3 separate regions of the Mus musculus genome follow, and regions 1 and 2 are each linked to region 3. Evidence: chromatin loops called from intact Hi-C (ENCODE). Cell type or tissue: heart. All regions are shown on one strand.

Region 1 (8,000 bases), 160 kb before region 3:
TGTTAAAAAATGAGACAGTTTGCCAGGTGGTGGGCACTCACACCTTTAATCCCACCACTCCTTGGAAGCAGAGGCAGGGGCAGGGGCAGGGGCAGGGGCAGGGGCAGGGGCAGGGGCAGGGGCAGGGGCAGGGGCAGGGGCAGGGGCAGGGGTAGGGGCATAGGCAGAGGTAAGCAGATTTCTAAGTTCAAGGCCAGCCTGGTCTACAAATCAAGTTCTAAGACAGCTAGGGTTACACAGAGAAACCCTAACTCAAAAACAAACAAAAAACCCAACCAAAACCAAAACAAACAAACACAAGATTTGACATAAAAGAAATAAGAGAGCTAACACTCTACTGAAAATGACAGAAACAGTGTGGATGAGGGTCATGAGGCTTGCACCTATTGTGATTTCCCACGTCCCTCTATTTCTGCTAAGGACTGAACCCCATGGTCTTGTGTGTGCTAACCACACATTATCCCACCAAGCTACACTCCAGCTCCTTATCTTGAATTTTCTGGCTGAACAAACTGTCTTTCTCTGTTCCTCAATTTTCTCAACCGTGAAAAAGGAATAGTGAAATTTTCTAGTAAAATTATTGTTGAGATTAAATTAATTAAAGCCTGCAAAGTCCCTGGAATATGACCGGTGCATGTGACTGCTGTTGTTATTATCTGCACCCAGCCTAAGTCACATGATCATCCCAAAGGATGTTAGCGACTGCCTCAGGGCAAAGGGTGAGGTGAGATGAACTGGGTAAAGGCACCTTTCCAACTGAAGACCCGAACTAGAAGGGGTCCGGGAGCCTGGGCAAAAGGCAGCAGGTGGAGCTGACTGCAACAATACAGATGTTTCCAATGAAGCCACAACCCCAGGTGTTTATGTAAGACCCCCACTTTTAAATCTTAGCAACTAAGTTAGGTTTGTACAAATTTCTCAGAATGCCAATGAAAACAAGGGTTGTCGGCCACCAATCCATGACTTCTAAATGTTTACATCGATTGCTTAATAAACCAAAGGAGAAGCATGAAAACATCTGATACAATAACCACCCCGAAAATCCACGCAATAACTACCATGTGCTGTGTGGTGTGTATCACGTCACCACAGAGCTGTGACCTACGGGCAGCCTGAAGACAGGTGTACATCTCCACTGCACAGGCGTAGAGTCTGAGGTCTGCTGTGAGAGATCACAGAACTAGGCTGCGGCCAATTGGGTGGGGTGCTACGTCTCTTGTGCTCTCCTCTGATGGCAACCAGACCCTGGAGCTCCCAACATTACTACAGAGTACCATGCAGTGGGCTCAACTTTTAGGGTCCTAGCCGTCCCTGTGCCACAGAATACCCCTGGGGACATAATCAAATGTGCACTCGAAGGATCCCACTCCCACCCGCTGGGTCACAGGCAGTAAAGGGACAGCTGGAAATTTGTTTCCACAAGCATTCCCCATGGCTCTGATCCATGCTTTCCTAGTCTAGTAAACATTGCTTTCTTCTGGAACTTTCCAGGCCTCTTGTAAACATTGGTAACACAAACATTTATCCCTATGTTCCCCTTTCTTAGCGTTTCTTAGTGTTTCTTTCTGGAGACTCTCTTTTCCTGTATATGGAAGTATAAAGATCACTGTTCTAGGTTTTTCTACCATTTCTTTGCTTGACTATTTAACCAATCCCACTTTGTGAGCATGGGTGCTTTCTCCCTCTAAAAGGCTAGAGGGAACTGGCCTTCTGCTTGTGACATTTCCTGCCTCTCCAAGTTAGTATCAAGAGCCAAGCACAGCCGGGCATGGTGGCGCACACCTTTAATCCCAGCACTTGGGAGGCAGAGGCAGGCGGCTCTCTGAGTTCCAGGCCAGCCTGGTCTACAAAGTGAGTTCCAGGACAGCCAAGGCTACACAGAGAAACCCTGTCTCAAAAAAAACAAAACAAAACGAAACAAAACAAGAGTCAGGCACAGAAGGCAGCGGCCAATACAAGGCTGTGGGTTCAAGGCTAGCCTAGTCTACTCACCCAGAACCATAGAGTGAAACGCTATCCAAGAAAGAAAGAGTTAAGGTAACTCTAGAAATAGGATGTTCTACTAAGGATGAGATGATTTGAAACTTTTATAGAAATTGTCAAATTGCAGCTCAGAGAGGGTTTACTATCTCTCCAGCAATGACACACACATTTCATCACAAAGTCACAGGTAGAATGTGCTAGGGTGTAGCCAACTCTAATTTCAAACCATTTCTCTTATTTTGAATGAAGCCAGGCATCTTCGCATATGTTGAAAGGCCATGTGTCTTAGTTAGGTTTTATTTCTGTGAAAAGACACCATGACCACAGCAACTCTTATAAAGGAAAACACTTAATTGGGAGCTGGCTTACAGTTTCAGAGGGTTAGTCCATTATCATCATGGCAGTGTGCAGTCAGACATGGTGTTGGAGAAAGAGCTGAGAGTTCTACATCTTGATCCATGGGCAGCAGGAGACTTTGTGCCACACTGGGTGTAGCTTGAGCATAGGAGACCTCAAAGCCTACCCGCTCCATGATGCATTTCTTCCAACAAGATCACACCTATGCCAACAAGGCCACCCCTCCTAATAGTGGTACTTCCTAGGGGCCAAGCATCTGGACACGTGAGTCTATGGGGGCCATGTCTATTCAAACCACCACACCATTCCCTCTTTCCTCCTCCTCCTCCTCCTCCTCCTCCTCTTCCTCCTCCTCCTCCTCCTCCTCCTCCTCCTCCTCCTCCTCCTCCTCCTCTTCTTCTTCTTCTTCTTCTTCTTCTTCTTCTTCTTCTTCTTCTTCTTCTTCTTCTTCTTCCTCAAAGATTTATTTATTATATGTAAGTACACTGTAGCTGTCTTCAGACACTCCAGAAGAGGGTGTCAGATCTTGTTAGGGGTGGTTGTGAGCCACCATGTGGTTGCTGGGATTCAAACTCAGGACCTTCGGAAGAGCAGTCAGTGCTCTTAACCGCTGAGCCATTTTTCCAGCTCCCCATTCCCACTTCTTGAGCTATGACTGCCTTCAGTGCCATCTGCCTTTTTCTGTAAGGAAGCTTTCTTCTGCCCCACCAGCACAGATTGTCCCTTTAGCCAATAACTTGCACACAATGTTTCCTAGTTAATTTAAAATTTTTTAACTTATTTATTTTATGTATATGGGTGTTTTGTCTGCAAATGTATGAGTACCCTGTGTGATATACGTCCTGTGTGATAAACCACCTAGTACCCCCAGAGGTCAGAAGAGGATGTTGGCTGAGACTGGAGTGACAGATAGTTGTGAGCTGCCATGTGGGTGCTGGGACTTGAGCCTGGATCTTCTGGAAGAGCAGACAGTGCTCTTAAGAAGGGAGTCATTTCTCCAGTTACCCAATAGCAGATTTTTATCATGTCTCAATCATCATTGAGAGCTTAAGTGAATCTAAAGTGGGAAGAGGCAAAGGTGGAAGGGGAGAACTGACTCCACAAAGTTGTCCTCTAGCCCCACACACAAAGAGTAATAATGAAAACATAATTTTTAAACTGATTAAAGGAAATAAACCTTCATTTAAAAAGACAATTGTTAATTATGCAAACTGATAAATAAATTACATGCAATTACAATTAAAATCATGGTATGGACAATTTTCTCCCTAAGATGGAGACTCATGTGTTTGAATGCTTGGTCCTATTAGTAGGTGCGGCCTTGTTGGTGTAGGTGTGATCTTGTTGGAAGAAATGCATCATGGAGGGGGTGGGCTTTGAGGTTTCCTATGCTCTGGCTACACCCAGTGTGGCATGAAGTCTCCTTTTTTCCCCTAAAACACGCCCCCCCAAATGTTTATTGAAGGTCAGTACAAAGGAGGAGGAAGCAGAGACAACAACAAACATAGGAGGAAACGAGCCTTAAAAACTGTCAAAAATGGGCTGCCTCCATATCTAGGTGTGTGAACTGCTCTTGCAGATCATCTGAGTTCTATTCCCAGCACCCACACACCGGGCAGCACCACAAACTGGGGGCCAAACATTCACACTATGAGCCTACAGGAGCCGTTCTCATTCAAACCACCACACCCATACACATAATTAAAAATAAAATCAATCTTTAAAAAATAAAATAATTATTAAGCTGAGCGTGGCGGTGTGTGGCTTTAATCCCAGCTTGCAGAAGGCAGAAGCAGGCAGATCTCTGATTTTGAAGCCAGACTGGTCTATAGAGTGAGTTCCAGGACAGCCAGGACTACACAGAAAAATCCTGTCTTGGAATATTAAAAAATTAATAATGATAGTAGTAATAATAATAATAAATGTGTTTAAATTTTAAAAATCTATTTATTTGTATGTGTACAGGTATTTTGCCTACATGAATATCTGTGTACCACATGAATGCTTTGTGCCTATGGAGACCAAAAGAGGGCACCAGATCCTCTGGAACTGGAGCTACAGAGAATTGTGAACCTTTAGGAATTAAACCTGGGTCTTCTGGAAAGGCACTGAGTTCTCATAACCACTGAACCATCTCTCCAGTCCCTGTATGGGTGTTTCTCCTGCAGGAATTTCTGTGCAACACAAACATGCCTTGTGCCCATGGAAGCCCCCAAAGAGTTTCAGAGCCCCTGGAACTGGAGTTACAGTTGTGAGCCACCATGTAGGTGCCAGGAATTAATACAGTCCCTCGGGATGAGTAGCCAGGGCTCCTAACCCCTGAGTTGTCTTTCTATCCTCTAGAGAGACTGTCTTGGGTATTGTATGAATGCATCACCTGTCATAAAAGGCCTGTGGTTTAGGCAGGAAATAGAAGTGGGACATCTGGGAGAAGGATTCTGAGATAACCAGGTGTTGTGATTATAAAAAGATAAAATAATATTAAGATATGTTCTATGGGGGGTGGTGAGGTGTGAGGTAAGGGGGTGTCTCAGGGGGCCCATGCTGAGGCACCCCCCCCCAGCCACACCACGACAAAGACAGTGTAGTATAGAATACAGTTTATTCAGGGCATGGGGAGGGGAGTTAAGAGGGTAGAAGAGGCAGAGAAAGGCAGAGAGAGGAAGAGAGTAGAGAAGTAGAGGCCGGCCATGAGCACGTGGAGAGAGGAGGAAGGGAGGGGGAAGGGAAAAGCCCAAGATGGCAAGAGAGAAGCAAGAGGGAAGCAAGAGTAAGGGAGAGAGGAGGGGGCAAGCAGCCCCTTTTATAGTGGGCCAGGCCTACCTGGCTGTTGCCTGGTAACTGTGGGGAGGAGCATACCTGGCTGTTGCCAGGTAACTGTTGGGGTGGAGTTTAGACAGAATGCTAACACCAGGCAGGAGATTCTCTGGGAAGATGTGACAAGATGGGTACACAGGTAATCAGCCATGTGGCAGAATACAAGCTAGAATAAATGGGATATTTTAAGTTATATCTAATCAGAGAAGAGCCTAGCTAAATGGCCATGGTATTTGTAAATATATTTTGAGTCTGAGTCTTATTTCTGGGGACATGGGAATGAGAGGTAGAACCGGACCGACCATCAACAAAATGTTGCCCAACACGGGGTAGTTAGAACCTAAGCTTACAGCCTAAAAAGACCCAGGTAAAAAGCAGGAAATAGTCAGGCTAGCCGGACAAGAGATCTGGCCTCTAAAAACCAAAAAAAATAAAGAACAAGAACAGACCGAAGCCAAAGCTTCCCCGAACAACACAAGACGAATAGCTGGGAAAGAAAGTTCTTAGCCAAGAAGCAGGAACCCGCAGAGAGAGTACAGAAGGAGGCTTTTTAAAGAGGCCCCTACTAAATTTAAAAACAGAAAGTAGACGTTGGAGCTTCTCCCAAGGGCAAAACACTGCAGTGCCAGGTAGAGTGCGAGAAACCAGCTCTAGGTTGCATGCAGCGGATGCAGCCACAAACGGCAATACCTGGGGAGAATTCCTGGAAACCACAGCTATAGGATAAGCCACTTCAGGTTCTCCCAAGCTTGGCACAGCAGGTTGACCCTGTCCTGTCCTAAGGGAATTAACGCTCAATACTCATGGCGTGCAGAAATGCAACATTAAGTTTGCTGCTGCAGCCAGAATTGGACAGAAGGCCAAGACACCATTCCCTGTAAACAAAGGGTCAGGGGTGTGGCCAGGCACCGCACAACATCTGCGCTAAATAACAGCAGACACGGGAGACAGAGATGGGCAGATCTCTGTGAATTCTAGACCAGGCTGTTCTACACAATAAAAAAGTTCTTTGTATATAGAGACTGCTGAACTTAATCAGAATGATTCTGAATGGTTGGCATTGTTTATTCAGCTACAGTGATCAGAAATTAAGAAGCATCCATTGTATATAACACACATCAGAGCCCATACAGTTCTGCCAGGCCCTCTGGCACAAGGTAATAGTGAGATTGAGCAGCTATGGATAGGAAGTGTACTAGAGACTTCAGAATTTTATAAAGCACACACACACACACACACACACACACACACACCATGTTAACAGCAAAGGTTTAAAGAAAGAATTATCTATCACTTGACAACAAGCCATGGAAATTGTGAGGGAATGTCCTACTTGTTCTTTATATAACCAAACCCCATTACCTACAAGAAGTAACCCTAATTGTACCCAAAGAAATGAAATCTGGCAAGTGGATATGTTTCATTTTACGGAGTTTGGCGAACTAAAATATAAACCCCATACTATAGACATTCAGGATTTCAGTGGGCAACTGCCTTAGCTTCTGAAAAGGCAGACTCTGTAACTATGCATTCGTTAGAAGTTATGGCCATTATGAGACTACCCATACAAATTAAGACTGACAATGCTCCAGCATATGTCTCTAATAAGATGAAGCAATGTTTTACATATTATGATATAAAACATGTTACGGGTATACCACACAATCTTACAGGACAAGCAATTGTGGAGAGATCTAATTATACCTTAAAAGAGGTGCTTAACAAGCTAAAAGGGGTAACAAAGACCCCCACAGGTAGATTGCATAGTGCTTTATCAACCTTAAATTTCTTTTGAATGTTAGTAAGCAAAAAAACCTATGGCTGCAGAAAGGCATTGGATTGCAGAAAAAACTGCTGAACCTGTGCCAGGAAATGTTCATGAACCCCCAAAAGACCACCAAGGAGCCGATTCCGATGTAATCTCATTATGGTCTCTTTATTTAAGCTCGAGCTTGGGCCACACCACCATCTTTGATGCAGGAGAATGGGAGGGGGCCGAGCCCAGTTTCAGACAAGCATTTACAGAGGCAAGAAGGGGGTATCTAACCTGGTACACATCTGATTGGGGGCCATTATGTCCTTTAACATGATTGGCTGGTTCTGGGAACCAAGCCATAAACTTCTGCTTTTTTCCTGATTGGTGGTTGTTAGGAAGTGAAGTGCCAGGGGGAGGCTTGTAACCTGGAGGTGCAGATTTGTTGGGGAATAACCGGGAAAGTGGTGCTAGACACAGGTTTTGTTGGGGGATAACCTGGTAACTGGTGCTAGATACAGGTTTGTTAGGGGTTAACCTGGAAACTGGTGCAAAGTACTGGCCTGTTAGTTAACTTAGGTCAGGTTCTCTAAGATAGAGTCTAAATACAAAAGATCTGGCCTCTCAAACTAAAGCAGGCTGTTTATTTTAAAGATGTCCTAACCTCAGAATGGAAAACATGGAATATGTTACACTGAGGGAGAGGTTATGCCTGTATTTCCACAGGAAAAGAAAAGCTGTGAGTTCCTTCCAAATTGATAAAAATCAGACATGACAAAGAGAGGCCCTCCTGAAGAGGTTATCTATGGACAAGAAGAGGGAGATTGACAAGATAAACAAAATAGGTGATGTTCACACTGATCTCTGTCGATGGAGACAGCTATGGGACTGGCTGAGACTTAAATGTCTACATTTGGCCAATAAATCTTGTTGGCTACAAAGTTCTTGCAACTTATTACTAAACACCATTCTTTCATCGGGCATGAATGGAGAATTATAGTGCAGTTTGATTATGTGATCAAACTGACTTCTAAAGAAATACAGTTGTCTTTTACCTGCTCAAACAAAGATCAGGAAATCATCCTTGATT
Region 2 (8,000 bases), 170 kb before region 3:
CTAATCCTACCCTCATGATCTGCGTGCACCCCACCTGAAGCTGAAGACCAGCCCTAGTGTGTCTTCATAGGTCAGCTTCTGGGATGGAGGGACAGGATGGAGAAGGCAAGAGGGGATGTGAAAGAGGACCTTGGAGCCACTTGGAATAGTGGCAGAGAGCTCTCCCTCTCCAAGCCTGCCCTTCTCTTCTCTCCCTCAGAGCTGGGCAGAGGAGGAGTGGGGCACTGTTAACCTCAAATCCCTCTCTGAGGTATCTGCTGTGTGTCCTTAGGCCTTGATGCTTTCACACAAGAGGAGAGCCCCCGCCTCCTCTTCTGTCTCCCCTTCCTCCTCATTTCCTGGTCCTCTCTACTTCCTCTTCCTCTCACTCTCTTCCTCCCCTTTCTCTTTTGATTTTTATACAAGGTCTGACCATGTAACTCTGACTGGCCTTGAATTTGTAATCCTCCTGTCTCAGTCTCCTGAGTGCTAGGTGTCTGGTCCCAAGATATCCCTTTTCCCAAAGTCTAGCCTTTAGAAAAAAGCCTGCACCCTATCAGGGACTTCGGAAAATAGCTTCTACCTGTTTAAAGGAAGGGTTCTCCTTTTCTTCCATTAACATATGCCTGAGGTGCCCATTCTCATATCCTAGACCTGTGGTTGCTTCTAGGCTCCTTCAATCTCTACTCAACAGATACTTGTTACACACCTGTTCTCCACCCCAGTTTACATGTTCCCCTCCACCCAGGTAGCCGTTCTCCTTTAAACCCTGGAAATATGACACCCTGTATCCCCAGTCCCCTACTCTCCACCCCCACCGCCACCCTCAGTTGGTCTCTCTGTTTTCCCTAGAGACACCCTTGGCAATTTGGACTAAACTTTTCCCTTTTTACCCACAGAGTGTGTCTGTTTTTACTTTTTACTTTTCTTTTTAAGCAGTCTGTAGAATTTTATTAAGCAGTATTACCGAAAGCATGAGTTTTCTTTTTTCCCCATTAATATATTTGTTTATTTGCTTTACATCCCTATGACCACTGCCTCCCCTCTTCTTAATCCCTCTCACACAGTCCCTCCCCCACTCCCTCCTCTTCTCCTTTGAGAGGGTGGAGGCCCACCTGGGTATCTCCCAACCTTGGCACATCAGTCTCTGCAGGGCTAGGTGCATCCTCTCCTCCTGAGGCCAGACAAGGCAGCCCTATTTTGGCTTCTTTACTGCACCCATTTCAATCACTAGGAATACAGACTGCACTGGTATGCTCTATTTCTGGAGCAGTTAAAATCCTCTGTACTAGTTCACGCCAACTGAAAGTTTGCTGGCACCCAGCGCTGCACCGCTCCCCGAGCCCCTCCATAGCTCTACTGCAGTATTTCCTACATATTTAATTTACTCTTGTGTGCTTGTGTGTGTGTGTGTGTGTGTGAGTGTTCATGTGTGGGAGTGCAACTGTGTAGACCAGAGAACAACCTTGGGTGTTGAGCCTTGCCGTCCACTTTGAGAAATGGTCACTTGCTTACAGCCACATATGCCACAGTAGTTGATCTTCCAGGTTTTGAGATTCTCCTGTGTCCACCTCCCACCTCTTCTCCAACCTCCCCGTAGGGCATGCCTGGTGAGTGATGTGTGCTACTATGTTGGGATTTTATGTGGGTTCTAGGGATCTGAACTCAGATCCTCCAATTTGTTCAACAAGCTCTTTACCCACCTAGGCACCAACCCTTACAGCAAGCCACAAGGAGCAAGCCAGAGGAAATTAAGTCTCTGCTTCCAATCATGTAACCATCCCAGGACAGTGGCCTACAGGAGAGTGAAGGCAAGACATGGCCCCCTCCCTGAGGGGGATGCAGTCCTGCTGTGGAGAGCAGATATCCAGTGTGATCCACGTGTGCTGGGGAGTGAAAGGCATTGTGGGTGCACCATGATGATAAATGGTTCTTTCTCTAAGATGTGCATGAAGGTTGCATGAATGTGGTTATGTTGGTGTTGTTTTACGAGGGGGTGGGAGTTGAGACAGGATCTCCAGCATTCCAGACTGGCCTTGAACTTGCTATGCTGCCGAGGATGGCCTTGAACAACTGGTCCCCTTGCCATAGGCTGGCTGCTTTCTTACATTAACATGATACAGCCTATAGTCATTTCAGAAGAGAGAATCTCTATTAAGAAAATGTCCTCACCATATTGACCTATAGGCAGGCCTGTGGGACGTTTTCTTGATTCCTCATTGATATGGTTAATGATTGATACAGGGTGGGGGCAGCCCATTCACCATGGGCAAGCGATCCTGGGCTACATAGAAAAGCAGGCTGAGCAAGCCATAAGGAGCAAGCCAGTAAACAGCACCCCTCTGTGGTCTCTGCTTCAGTCTTTACCCCACGTTCCTGCCCTGCTTGAGGGCCTGCCCTGACTTCCCTCAGTGATGGAGTGTGACCTGAGAATTTAAAGCTGAAAGAAACCCTTTCCTCCCCATGGCTTTTGCTCATGGCGTTTCACCACAGCAACAGAAACCCTGACTAAGTCATTCTGCTTCCTGGATACTGGGCTTACACGTGTGATGAGTCTTAGGGGACCACTGGTTTCATCAGATGGATTGAGAGGAGAGGCCACACCAAACAACGGACATGGAGATGGCTCTGGAAAGGGCACAGGGGGCTGGGAAACAAGAATCCTACTATAGATGGAACAAGAAGAGGCAGAGGGGTGAGAAGGCAGGGGTGGAGGCAGGGCCGTCTGGGGCTTTTAGAGTCCTCCATGACGCACACTTTTAGACTTCCCTCAGACAGAACACGGGGTGATCAACCAAAGCCCCCAAGTTGGATGTTACGTTTCATTTGCTCAGCTTGTCCAAACACAGCCATAAAAAGAGCTGAACGGAGCTTGAAAAGGATGTTTGGAATTTCAAATTTCTTTCTTTCTTTCTTTTTTTCTTAAAGGCAGACACAGAACTGTCTACCACGCTCAGGAAACAGGATTCTCCCTGCTTTGGGAGGCATTACGTGTGCTTCACAGAGCTGGGAAGATGGAAAGTGGGGGTCTCAGCACTGTGGGCCAGAACAGGATTTGAAGGACCCTCCTAGGGAGCCTCTTCCTTTGTCTCCGCTGCCTTCTGCATCTCTCTGTATCTACCCACAGCCCGTCTACCCTTAATCTAAACAACTCGGAGATCCAGGGACATGGGGGAAGGATGAAGGTGGTTGGCAACCAATTTTATGAGCAATAAATTTGAGAGAAGGAGCTTCTGTGATGCTTAGTTCTATCGTAGCCTGAGGCCAGGGTTAGCCACTCCACCCTAGTCGCAGCCAGCCAGCTTCAGCATAGCGCGGTGACTCACGCTGTTCCCAAGGACTTACAACTCCATTTGAGATGAGGTCTTGTTCCCTATGTAGCCCATGCTGGCCTCCAACTCCTGATACTCTCTGTGCTATGATTACAGGGTGGACCATTATTACATCTGGCTATTGCTTCTGACTTCTTACTACAATCTTTGTGAAATTAGACACACCCCTGTCAGAAAATCTACTTCACAAGAAAACCCCATTCTGTGCGCGCATGCGTGCAACATGTATCACACAGAGTGTAGAGGCTTGATGCTGGGGGTCTTTCATAATCCGTTTCCATCCTTTTTTTCATGAACAAGTTTTTTTCAATGTATGGTTGTTTGGATGACATGTATGTGTAGCGGGTGTCTGCAATGCTCAAGGAGGCCAGAGGAGGGCGTTGGATTCTCTGGGGTTGGAACTACAGATCTGGTGCTAGGAATCAAATCCGGGTCCTTGGGAAGGACCAGTGTTCTTAACAGTGAAGCCGTCCATCTAGCTCCTCCACCTTGCTTTTTGAAACAGGGTCTCTCACTAGAGCATACAGATCAGTTAGACTAGTGGCCAGCAAGCCCCTGGAACCCTCCTGTCTCCATGTCCTCAGCACTGTGACTATAGGTACAAACAGCCTGACTTTTTTTTTTTTTTTTTAGCATGGATGCTGGATAAGGAACTCACATGCTCAAGCCTTCACAGCAAGCATGTCCCCAACTGAGCCATCTCCTTGGTTCAGAAGATTCCATTTTCTCAAGAATTCAGAATAACTAGGAGTTAACTGGGCATCTCACAAAGAGTGACAAGGTAATCCTGGGTTTGTTTATCTCTGTGAGCATACTCTGAGAGCAAGCATACTTTGAGAGCATGGGTCTGTAGCAGGACACCCCCTGCAAACTAGAAGGGGATTTATGTGTAGCGTGCACTGCATGGAGGGAGCTGCCCTGGCTATTACTGTTCAACTTCAGAGACAATAGCTACCGGTGAGAGGTAGGAGTCTCAGAGCACTCGGGCCACTGAGGAGAGGCTCTTGGAGGAGGTAAAGACCACGGGCTAGCAATTCAGAACTTGCTAGAGCAAGGGAGTCACCTACCATCACTTGTATTTGGCATAAATTCAAAGGTAAGCCAGAATCAGGAAAAGTTTATAGTATAAAAAAGACTCCATGATATAGTCTTGGCCTTCATCAGGAAGGTGTGTGTGTGTGTGTGTGTGTGTGTGTGTGTGTGTGTGAGAGAGAGAGAGAGAGAGAGAGAGAGAGAGAGAGAGAGAGAGAGAGAGACTAGAAACATTTCTTTATGTGATTGCTTGGGAACATATTTGGCAGTCTCTAGTTGGCCTTTAGTTGGTGGTGGGGGCGGGTGGAACGCTGCCAGCCACTGCCCAAGTCCTGACTGTTCTTGGCAGATTACTACAGCAGAGCTGTGGCTCCCAGGCTGAGGGCAGCAGAGACTGGCAACCAGAGTTCAACTGTCCTATGTCAGCAATGGCAGGGCACCAGCCAGAGACACAGCTCCAACTGTATCTCTGACATCTCAAACACCCTGAAGAGTTCTTTTTGGATACCTGTAATGCCAAATCCTTGACTTTGCCTCAGAAAAGACTTTCAGCCTAAGCCAATATGCAGCAGAGTTGGAGTTTATTATTTAAGCACAGGAACAGAGAAAAGAAAGTGGCTCAGGGCAAGAAGACCTGCCCTGGCGTGGGGGTGGCCTTCTCCAGAGAGTCACAGTTCATTTTCACCACATACATAGGATTTTCAACTCATACATAGGAGTTTGGTGAGTTCTGGAGTCATTACCTTCAAAGAGCCGCTAAGAAATTCGAGATCCCAGGGTAGTTTCTTCGATGTACAAACAGAACTTCAATTTGTAAGACTCTAGGGCCCAATGATGCTCTCAGCTTCATGCCGCAGAAGCACCTGAATGTCCCTGAACCCTCTGGCCTGGAAAGATTGGTGTCTATGCAGCAGCCACCTAAAGCTTGGGGAGAACTTCCTGAAGCTGCTGATGCTCTCACAAGGAAGCCTGCTGTAGGGTCGACCAGTTGTCTTAAATGTAGAGGGTGCTCCCTCTGAAATAACAGCAGAAAGTATAGTACTGTGGCAAAAGTCAACTAGCAATAGTGCCACCTGTTACCAGTATCAGGTATCAGTCTCCATACAGAGCTGTGTGCAGTTTTCCACAATCACCAGAGCGTAGCACCACCACAAACACGAGAGTCATGAGTTGTACAGTGACTTAATGGCTATATATACCTTCATAAGGCGAGAGCAATTTCAGATCTCTGTCAAATATGTGGTCCCCTGTGACCCTGGGCTGTTTGTTGAACCATATGCTCTCTATATATGTATGCATATAACCACTTTAACTCAGAAATATGAAAAATCTGTGTCTTTTTTTTTTTAAGATTTATTTATTTATTTAAAGTACACTGTAGCTGTCCTAGACACTCCAGAAGAGGGAGTCAGATCTCGTTACGGATGGTTGTGAGCCACCATGTGGTTGCTGGGATTTGAACTCCTGACCTTCGGAAGAGCAGTCGGGTGCTCTTACCCACTGAGCCATCTCACCAGCCCAAATCTGTGTCTTAATTAGGGTTTCTGTTGATGTGACGCAATACCATGACCAAAAGCAAGTTGAGAAGAAAAGGACTTCTTTGGCTTACGTGTCTGAATCACAGTCCATTGAGGGAAGCCAAGACAGGGACCCAAATCAGGCAGGACATGAAGGCAGAAGCTGATGCGGAGGCCATGGAAGGGTGCTGCTTACTGGCTTGCTTCCCATGGCTTGCTCAGCCTGCTTTCTTATAGAACCCAGGACCAGCGGTCCGGGGGTGGCCCACTCACAATGGGATGGGTCCTCCCCCCATCAGTCACTAATTTTAAATGCCCTACAGACTTGCCTGCATATAGCTGGATCTTGTGGAGGTGTTTGCTCCTTGAAGGTCCCTCCTCTCAGATGACTATAGCTTGTGTCAAGTTGACATAAGACTAGTCAACACAAGGTCCTCACTGAAATGGAATATTACATCTCTGTTATGGAAAACAGCTACAGGGATCATTGACAATGGCAGTGAGTAGTAATTAAGAACAAGACCGAGCGTCCCTGAATAAATATATATCATTTGATTTGCCAATTTAAAACAATGGGCTGGGGTTGGGAAGACAGGTCGGGAGTAGAGCAGTTGCTTCACATGAAGAAGGCACTAGGTTCAATTCCCAGTACCAAACCAAACCAAAACCCCAAAACCTAAAATGAAATTAATGAACTATATTAAGAAGAAAAATAGAACAATATTGTGTAACATTCTTGTCTTCTGATAAGCCCAGATGTTTAACTTTTTACAATTCTTTACTGCTGGGACTAGAGAGATTTTTCATTGTTTAAGAGCCCTGGCTGTTCTTGCAGGGTTCAATTCCCAGCACCCACATGATAGTTTGCAAACATCTCTAACTCCAGTTCTGGATAATTTGGCACCCTCTTCTGGGCCTCACAGGCACCAAGCACACACGTGGTACAGAGACATACATGCAGGCTAAACACTCATACACATAAAATTTTAAAAAAAATTTTTTTTTGTAGGTTAATTATTCTCAGCTGTCTCTGGAAGATAGGCAGCAATTTTTTTTACCTAATCTCCAGGAGCATGGGGAAGAAAACGGTGAGTGAGTGAACATTTTTATTGCTTAAATTTATTTCCTTTTATTTTTTGAGATCCAACTTTGTAAATCAGGCTAGTCTCAAACACCTTGGCCACAGTGAGCCTCTCTGCTCAGTCTCCCAGTACTAGGACCACAGACACACACCGCTGCCCTGTGCCAGCTGGGGGAAATCACAATGCAAGCACCTTAAACTTCAGTATCTTTGCTGGATCCCGGTGAGCCTGTCCCGGAAAAGTGGGACTATTTATGAAGGGGATCCTTGCAATTTGAAATTTGTCTTGGGTTCTTACTATAAAATCTTCGGGAGTCTCCAGTGTGTACCATGGCCCTGTTTCCAGACTGAAATATGACCTGATAATGAGATAATAAGTATTCCAAGCTGGCCTCATCTGGTTTTCAGTATTCTCTTCTATGAGTATCACATAGATGACAGAAGATGGCTGGTTATTTCCAAGGAAAAAAGTTCTTCCTTGTAAGTGAGTCAGACTTACAAGTTCTGTATGTGAAGATTTTGTTCTTGTTGTTGGTTGGTTGGTTTTCTTTTGTTTTTGTTTTTGTTTTGTTTTGAGACAGGGTGTCAAGTAGCCCAGGATGGCCTCAAAGTTGAGCTACAGCAAGGATGCCCTTGAACCCTGACTTCCTGCTTGTACCTCTCAAGTGCTGGGGGGCACAAGTATGTATTCCTAAACTTGGTTTATGTGGTGCCAGAAATCAAATGCAGGGCTTTCTGCATCAACAGGTGAGCACTCCACTAACTGAGCTACATCCCCAGCCCTTGATTTTTTTTAAAAAATTATTTATTTAATTTTATTTTATGTGTATTGGTGCGAGGGTGTCAGACCCGCTGGAACTGGAGATACAGACTGTTGTGAGCTGCCATGTGGGTGCTGGGAATTGAACCCAGGACCTCTAGAAGTGAAGCCAGTGTTCTTAAGCGCCGAGCCATCTCTTTAGCCCCCTAGCCCTTGGATTCTTAAAAAGATTTATTTACTTATTTTTATGTGTATGGGTAATTTTGTCTATTTGTGTTTCTGTGCACCATGAGCAGGGA
Region 3 (8,000 bases):
ACATAGTGAGGCCCTGTCTCAAAAACAAAAAAGGCAACCAAACAAAAAACAACAAGAAAACAGGGTCTTGGTGTGTGGAGACTCTGCCACTGAGCCACGTCCCCACTGTGGATATCTCTTTTTAATACTAAGTAAAACTGAACAAGTAGAAAGAATTTTAAGATCAATTGTAATGTGGGATCTGAAACCGTACCAACGAACCCTTCATAAAGAACTGAAGAGTCATTACTGTTACACAGCGAGCTGATGGCCAACCTAGACTAACCACATCCTGTCTCCAAGTAAAACAAAATTTAAAAATTAATAATTCAGAGGGATTGGGGAAGCAACTTTTGAGATATAAATAAAATAATTAATTTAAAAAATTAATTAGTAATTCTAGCCAGGTGTGGTGGTACACACCTTCAACCCCAGGACTCAGGAGCAGAGGCAGGCAGATCTCTGTGAGTTCAAGGCTAGCCTGGTCTACATAATCAGTTCCAGGACAGCCAGGGCTATGTGGAGAAACCCTGTCTCAAAAAACAAACAAAACATTAGTAATTCTATGAGTTATACATCTCTTCCAAATTTTAATAAAAGTTCTCAGCTTCACCTTTGTTAACGTCCACACTTACCTCATTAACGATGTTTCCTTATTTCAGTGAGAACTCGCCTAGCAGATACAAGACTCCTAGGAATTTGAACTTTATCATTGGTAATAACTACAGCTCGATGATAGCGGCCCTTTATTTGCCAGTTTTGAAGAAGACAGATAGGTTCACAATGTCCTACAAAGATTTACTTTTAAGATATAAGCATGTGTATTTAGACACGCATAATGGGGCTTTGATCTGTTAACTATTATCATGTTTAAAGGTCAAATGGTTGAGCTAGGGAAGTGGCTTAGCTGGAAAACTGCTTGCCTTGTGTAAGGCCCACTGTGGACATCTATTAATGACTCTAGCCCTGGGGTGACAGATCACAAGAACTTACTGGCTAGCCATCTACCACCTTAGTGAGTCAGAGATGGGAGGGGGAGGGGAGGGGGAGAGGGGAAGGGAAAAGGGGGAGGGGAGAGGGAGGGGGAGGGAGGAAGGGGAGAGGGAGGGGGAGGGAGAGGGACCCGTGACAATACAACAAGATAGACTAGGTGCCTGAGGAACATTACCTGGGGTTGTCTCTAGCCTTTCACACATGGGTACACACACACAAAAAGTTCAACTGTCCTAGTCACCCTGACACCTGACTCTTGACATAACCCAAAGGGGCTCTGATTTCTTCACAATTAACTGACAAAAGTCACCAGACTTATCTTGATCATTTCTTACCTCACCTAGATTTTGTAATTTCTTCAACCAATTGGTTCTCTACACAGAAAAAGATATTTCAGGGGTTAAGGGCCTGGGAGCCTGGAGGTCTAACTCAGTCAGTAGAGTATCTAACACGCATGGGCCCTATCCCCAGGAGCACAGAAACAGGACATGGTAGCACACATCTGTAATCTGGATATTCAGGAGGCAGAGGCAGGAGGGTTACAAGTTCAAAGTTATCCACAGCTACATAGTGAGTTTGAGGCCTGAATGGGATTAAGTAAGACCCTCTCTCTGGAAAAAAAATAAAGATATTTCAGGACCTAGGTCTTAGCATCTAGAGTACCATTGATTTGGTTACTGTTTCTAGGTCTCTTCGTGTGGTCGTGCTAGGAATAGTTTTAACAGATGAAAAATCTCATTATATTCACATTACTGCTTCCCACTCAGCTTCAGTATTTCTGTGCATTCACTGTTGGTTTGTTTGTTTGTTTGTTTGTTGGATTTTTGAGACAGGGCTTCTTGTGTGCTCAGGCTGCCTTCAAACTTCCTATCCTGGAAGCTTAGGACCCTACCTCAGTGTTACAGCATCTCCCAGCTTAAGGCACTGGGTTTGATCCTCAGGGCCAATAACCAATTTAAAAAGTAATAAAAAGTTTCAACAGGGCTGGCAAGATGGTTTAGCAGGTAAAAGGTGCTTGCCATATAAGTCTGGTGACCCGGACTCCTCACAACTCACAAAAAGATGGACAGACAAAATCAACTCCACAAAGTTGTCATCTGAGCTCAGAGAGTGCTCACCACTGCATGTGCACAAACACGTGCACACATACACACCATACACACACACACACACAACACACACACACATACACACCATACACACACACACACCATACACACATACACACCATACACACATACCATACACACACACACACCATACACAAACACACACACCCCATACACACAGTAACATTAGCCTTTTTTTAATGTTATTTAATGCTATTTAAGGTGTCTGAGCATGAGTGAAACTCATCATCTGCTAAGTTTCACCACAAGACAATGTCACATCAAGCTGACTTTTTCCTGGAATCATTTCAAATATTTCCCCCAACCTCTGCCAGGAAGGTAGTATACATTTGGGTATGTTTCCTACAAACAAAGCTAGGTAGCATCACACGGAGAATTTCAATTAATTCCCCTTTTTTGTGGTAGTTGGGTTTTGTTTGGTTTTGAGACAATTCTGCCACCACCTGCAGAGTGCCGGGATGCCACCAAACCTGGCTTCCATCCGCTTTTAATATTTTCTGGCATCTCTCCTACAGTTGCTGCTCCAATGTGTATTGTTCCTCACTGTTTTAATGATACTTGGAAGAAAAAAAAACCAAGAGATAAGTTCATTTTTTCAATCTTCCTTGCTTAACTAAAAATGTCAAACTCTCCTTTTTTCTCTCTCTTTCTTCTTTTTTGTTTGTTTATGTGGGTTTTTAAAAATCTGTCTTTAATCCCAGTATTCGGAAAGCAGAGGCAGACAGATCTCTGTGAGTTCAAGGCCAGCTGGGTTTACAGAGTGAGTTCCAAGACAGCCCAGGCTACACAGTGAAACCCTGTCTCAAAAAATATAATAAATAAATAAATATATATTTTTTATTTATAAAAATTATATTATATATGATACAAATACTATATTTATAAAATAAATATCTTCAGTTTGTTAGTGTGTAAGTATGTGTGTATATGTGTAGGGGGCACACTCATACTAAGTGAGGGCAAGGGGCCAAACTCTGACTGTCAAGCCTTTCACACACTGGCCATCTTTGCTGACCCTTGCTCTTTGGTTAAAGTAAGGTCTTACAAAAGCTAGGCTGGCTCTGAACTTGCTATGTAAACTTGAGGACAGCTTTGAACTTCTGATTCTCCTGTCTCTACCCTCTGAATGCTGGAACAATGGGTGGACATCACCATGCCTGGTGTATGCAGACTAGGGATAGAACCCAGGGCTTCATGCATGTTTGGCAAGCAGTCTACCGAGTGAGTCATGTCCCCTGCCCAATCTTGCTTTTATTCATTTTTGTCACGGTCACCCTCACATATAACACATAGCACATGTACTGCATATATGCTTAAATGATGAAACCATCTTTAATTCCTTTTTCTCTTCCCTAAGGAATATTAATATCCCCTTCACCTCCACCTCCCAACTAGAAAAAAATTAAACATATCTTTTTTTTTTTTTCAGAAACTATGCTTTTTCTATACAGCCCATATAAACAGACATTAAGCAATCATGGGAAGACACTTTAAAATGGAACAACATACTAGCAGGGCATGGGGATCAGGGACACTTGCAGGTTCAGAGGGGGGGGGGCAGTTTGAGAGACTGAATCAGAAGTTTAAAGCCAGCCAGGGCCATATAAGATACTTTTTTAAAAAAAAATCTAGAGAATATTCTGGAAAGTTTTACTGCCCACCTACTTACTATATGAGAAGCTCCCCCTCTGAGAAACAGTGGGATGCCCTTTAAGTTTTAGAACATATTAGTCAACTTTTCTATTTACATGTTTTGAATAAATTATTTGTTTTCACCTGTTACTAAGATAATGTAAAATTTGGGTTTTGTTTTTTTTTTTTACAGTACAAAAAGATTCTTCACAGTAACTCTTTCACCAGTAAATCCATTTAATATCAATCATCTAACATTCACTGTCATTAGGCACGAGTGATTTATCACTGTGAGTGATACAGCAGTAAATAATTGTGGTACCCACCCTGTAGCAATACATTAGGAGAATATAGTCATCTGAACAAAGAATCCCAGTGCATCAAAGTAAATTAGAGCTAAGCTCAAGGCTCTAGAGGTAAGAAAGACAAGATAGGGCTGGCGAGATGGCTCAACGGGTAAGAGAACTGACTGCTCTTCTGAAAGTCCTGGGTTCAAATCCCAGCAACCACATGTTTGTTTGTTTTGTTTTGTTTGTCGGTTTGGTTTGCTTTGTTTTGTGAAACAAGGTCTTGATATGATTCAGACTCGCAGCAGTTCTCCTGGCTGCATCTCCTAAAGCTCATACTAGAGATGTGAACCACCCGGCCGGCCTACTCGGGATTTAGAATCTAAGGAAGTGTGAGATTTGTGCTGTGTTGGGGGCTCCTTCACAGACTAAAAAGCTAGAATAAGCAAACAGGAAGGCGAATAAAAAAATGACTGAGAGGGGCTGGCGAGATGGCTCAGTGGTTAAGAGCACCGACTGCTTTTCCGAAGGTCCGGAGTTCAAATCCCAGCAACCACATGGTGGCTCACAACCATCCGTAACGAAATCTGATGCCCTCTTCTGGAGTATCTGAGGACAGCTACAATGTACTTACTTACATGTACTTACATATAATAAATAAATAAATCTTTAAAAAAAAAAAAAATGACTGAGAGAACAAGCCCAAGATACTGAGACCCTAGTGACAGCATCATACACCCTCAGGTCGCCTCTCTGGAGGGAAAGGTCAGAGGGACAGCAGCGCAGACTGTGACCGTCCCCTTGCCGCGCTTCCCTGTCGCCTCGGACTGCGGGGAATAACAGAGGCAGATCTCTCGCTGCTCACAACTCTGTTTACCTTGGTCATGCCAACGCCGACCACGAACACCCGGCGCAGGCGCGGAGATTTCAAAGCGACAGAAGGCATGGCTCCAGCAGCGAAGGTCTCCTACAGACTGAGGCTTTGCAGAACCAAAGCCGGGTCGGGTCCGATTATCCCAACCCCAGGCGTCGGGGGCGGGGCCGCAGCGTCAGGGGCGGGGCCGAGTTACGGGAACCGACCGGAGGAGGCAGGGTAGAGGATGTACGCATGCGTGGCGATCCTAGAGCCAAGTCCTTTATGGGTTCTTTTGACCTACTGTGTTAGACTCAGGCAAAGTTTCTCAAGGAGGCCTCGGTTTCTGTGCTTCCTCTTTTTACAGTGAGAGAGGGAAGGCCTAAAATGGAAGCTCTGGCCTCAGAGGAAACTCAGAATCCTGTGGGGATTCTCTAGAGTGTTAGAGACGTTCTGTATGTGTGAGAGTAGTTACAACACGCAGTATATGAGCAAAAAGCACGATGTACACTAATAAAGTCAGAATTCTATGTGCGGATAAGATGTTTTTTAAAAATTAAGTCAGATCAGGGCTTAGTGGTTCACACCTTTAATATCTCCACACGAGAGGAAGAGGCAGGCAGATCTCTGCCAAAAATGGTACAAAGACCAAAATCCATCAAAGACCTGGTCCATAGTTCCAGGAAACAGGAAAGTCTCTAAATGTGGTAACCTTACGTTTTGGCTTCCGTAGTTCTGTTTCTTGCTAATTGAAGTGTGCCAACCAGAATGTGGGTTTCCATGATTGGACAAGTATCCTCTGTAGCCAGGAGCCATCAATACGAAGTTTGTTCTCAGCCTTAAGAGTGTCTGTGTCGGGCTGGAAAGATGGCTCAGCGGTTAAGAGCACTGACTGTTCTTAAAGGTACTGAGTTCAAATCCCAGCAACCACGTGGTGGTTCACAACCATCCGAAATGCGATCTGATGCCCTCTTCTGGGGTGTCTGAAGACAGCTACAGTCATAAATAAATAAATAAATAAATAAATAGGAAAAAAAGGTATATATTACTATCCCCTAAACTTAAAAAAAAAAAAAAAAAAAAAAGAGTGTCTGTGTCTCTATTACTATCCCCTTTAAAAGAAAAAAAAAAAGAGTTTCTGTGTCTGAGCTGGCGAGATGGCTCAGCGGGTAAGAACACTGCTCTTCTGAAGGTCCTGAGTTGAGATCTGACGCCCTCTTCTGGTGTGTCTGAAGACAGCTACAGTGCACTTATGTATAATAATAAATAAATCTTAAAAAAAAAAAAAAAAACAGACTGTCTGTGTGCTGTTCTCTGGTGGACATGCCTCAAAACAAATTCAAGTCCAGCCTGGAATCATCTGCAAAGTGAGACCCTGTCTCAAAAAAAAAAAAAAAAAAAAAGAAGAAGAAGAAGAAGAAGTTATAATGTGCATGGGGGGGGCTAACTTGCTCTGTAGACCAGGCTGGCCTCACATACAGAAATCCGCCTGTCTCTGCCTCCCAAGAGCTGGGATTAAAGACTTGGGCCATTACTGCCCAGCAACTATGCATATTTTTTTGTAACAGCCAGTCAAGCATAATCCGATCGGTCAGACCATGTCTGGTAAAGCGACTGCTCGTCTGTTACTATTTCTTTACTGTCCTTCCATTGTTCTAGCTGTAAATATTGTCCATGTTCGAAAGCTGAGCTCCCTGAGCCTCTTTTGATTATGAATAATGCCTATCTTATGTGTGAATTATTTCTTATGTGGCAGAGCAACACTTGGGAAAGCAAGCAGATCCTAACACTTGGGAAAGCAGAGGCAGGTGGCTGGCTATCTATGAGTTTAAGGTCAGCCTGGTCTACACAGCCAGTTCCAGGACAGACAAAGCTATGTAGAAAGCCCCTGTCTCCAAAAAAAAAAAAAAAATCAGATTTATCCTTCAACTTAACTGATTGGAAGTTCTTTTAACCTGCCGATTGTTATTTGAAGAGTCTGTATTTGTGGGCTAGCCTACTCACCTTTGTTTGTAACTCTACAATCAACATGTGAGATGATGAACGGTATGTTTCCCAAAGCCATCCTTTCATCTGTGGACAGACTAGGACACAATCTACCCTCTTAATCCAGCTCTCACAATGTAAACCCATGATTTCCAAGGTCTTACTTGGTCCTTCCAGTACCCTCCCCCTTTGTTGCATTTCTGCCTTCTCGTGCTTAAGGCTTATTGACAAACCTAGTGAGACTAACACTATTGGCCTTGCTTCATTATTGACAAATCCGTAAACAATAATTTTATACACAAAACAAGGAATATCTTGTGGTGCTTGCTTGACAGAATTGTCACACACTCAGAAAGCTAATCCTGTTTCCTCTAGAAGCAGTGATTCACTGATCAGTGCTCCAATTGACTCCGTACAGTTGCTATGGGGCAGGCTAGCTGTTGAAATAGTTAGTTGGGAAGTTGAACTAAGACAATAGCTTGAGCTCAAATATTGAGACCAACCTACGCAGCATGGAATAAGGAAGAGAAGGGGAATTTGACTGTATGGATTGTGTGTGTTCATGTGTATACAATTTCTGAGCTCTTTTTAATTTTTTTTTGACAGAGTTTCTCTGTATAGCCTTGGCTTTCCTGGAACTGACCATGCTTCCCTTGAACCTATAGAGATCCACCTTCCTCTGCCTCCCAAGTGCTAGAATTAAAGGCATATGCCATCACTGCCCAGCTCTGAGACCCTTTCTAACCCTTAGAACCTATAGTAAGAGCCCCTCATAGGTCTCCATGGCAGAAAGCATCATTTAGCCAGAAGAACACTCTCTCTCTAAGACACCTCTTGTAATTGTTTTTAGACTGGTAGATGGGTGGGCATTTGGAGCTGAAGAGAAGGCTCAGTGGCTAAGAGTACCTGCTACTCTTACAAAGGGCCTGGGTTCCATTCCCAGCACCCACATCGGACACTCACAACTGGGAGTCCAGTTCTATCTGGAAGTCTAGTTCTATTGTATCTGATGCCCTCTAATGACCTCCATGGAAACTGGGCACACATGTGGCATACATACAAACATGCAGCCAAAACACTCACACACGTAAAAGAAACTAATCTTTAAGGGTGGGTATTCATAAACTCTAGCTATGAGAG

Evidence for each region. Peaks named below come from ENCODE experiments on the same cell type or tissue, not always from the same donor. Only the 100,000 strongest peaks of a DNase experiment are listed, where the experiment ranks them.
Region 1: a loop joins it to region 3, with 1.9 times the contacts of the local background. A loop is called at or near these places in 2 of 42 quality-filtered maps.
Region 2: a loop joins it to region 3, with 2.0 times the contacts of the local background. A loop is called at or near these places in 6 of 42 quality-filtered maps.

The regions. Positions count from the first base shown.
Region 1 is chr4:107,948,676-107,956,675 of GRCm38, forward strand. It overlaps 4930407G08Rik (RIKEN cDNA 4930407G08 gene), which reads left to right and starts at 5,257. Exons shown (of 3, transcript NR_131071.1): 1 at 5,257-5,296. In heart, a CTCF peak has its summit at 4,355 (motif pointing right); a DNase peak (open chromatin) is centred at 716; H3K27me3 peaks cover 546 bases.
Region 2 is chr4:107,939,658-107,947,657 of GRCm38, forward strand. It overlaps Gm40221 (a long non-coding RNA gene), which reads left to right. Exons shown (of 3, transcript XR_867994.1): 2 at 3,945-4,092; 3 at 6,870-7,717. Among named protein-coding and RNA genes, the nearest start is that of Gm40221, 6.2 kb to the left of the region's middle. In heart, a CTCF peak has its summit at 4,741; no DNase peak of the experiment used is centred here; H3K27me3 peaks cover 258 bases.
Region 3 is chr4:108,113,481-108,121,480 of GRCm38, forward strand. It overlaps Scp2 (sterol carrier protein 2, liver), which reads right to left and starts at 5,067. Exons shown (of 16, transcript NM_011327.4): 1 at 4,899-5,067. The coding sequence starts at 4,967. In heart, CTCF peaks have their summits at 4,520, 4,729 and 5,062; a DNase peak (open chromatin) is centred at 5,071; H3K4me3 peaks cover 865 bases; H3K27ac peaks cover 921 bases.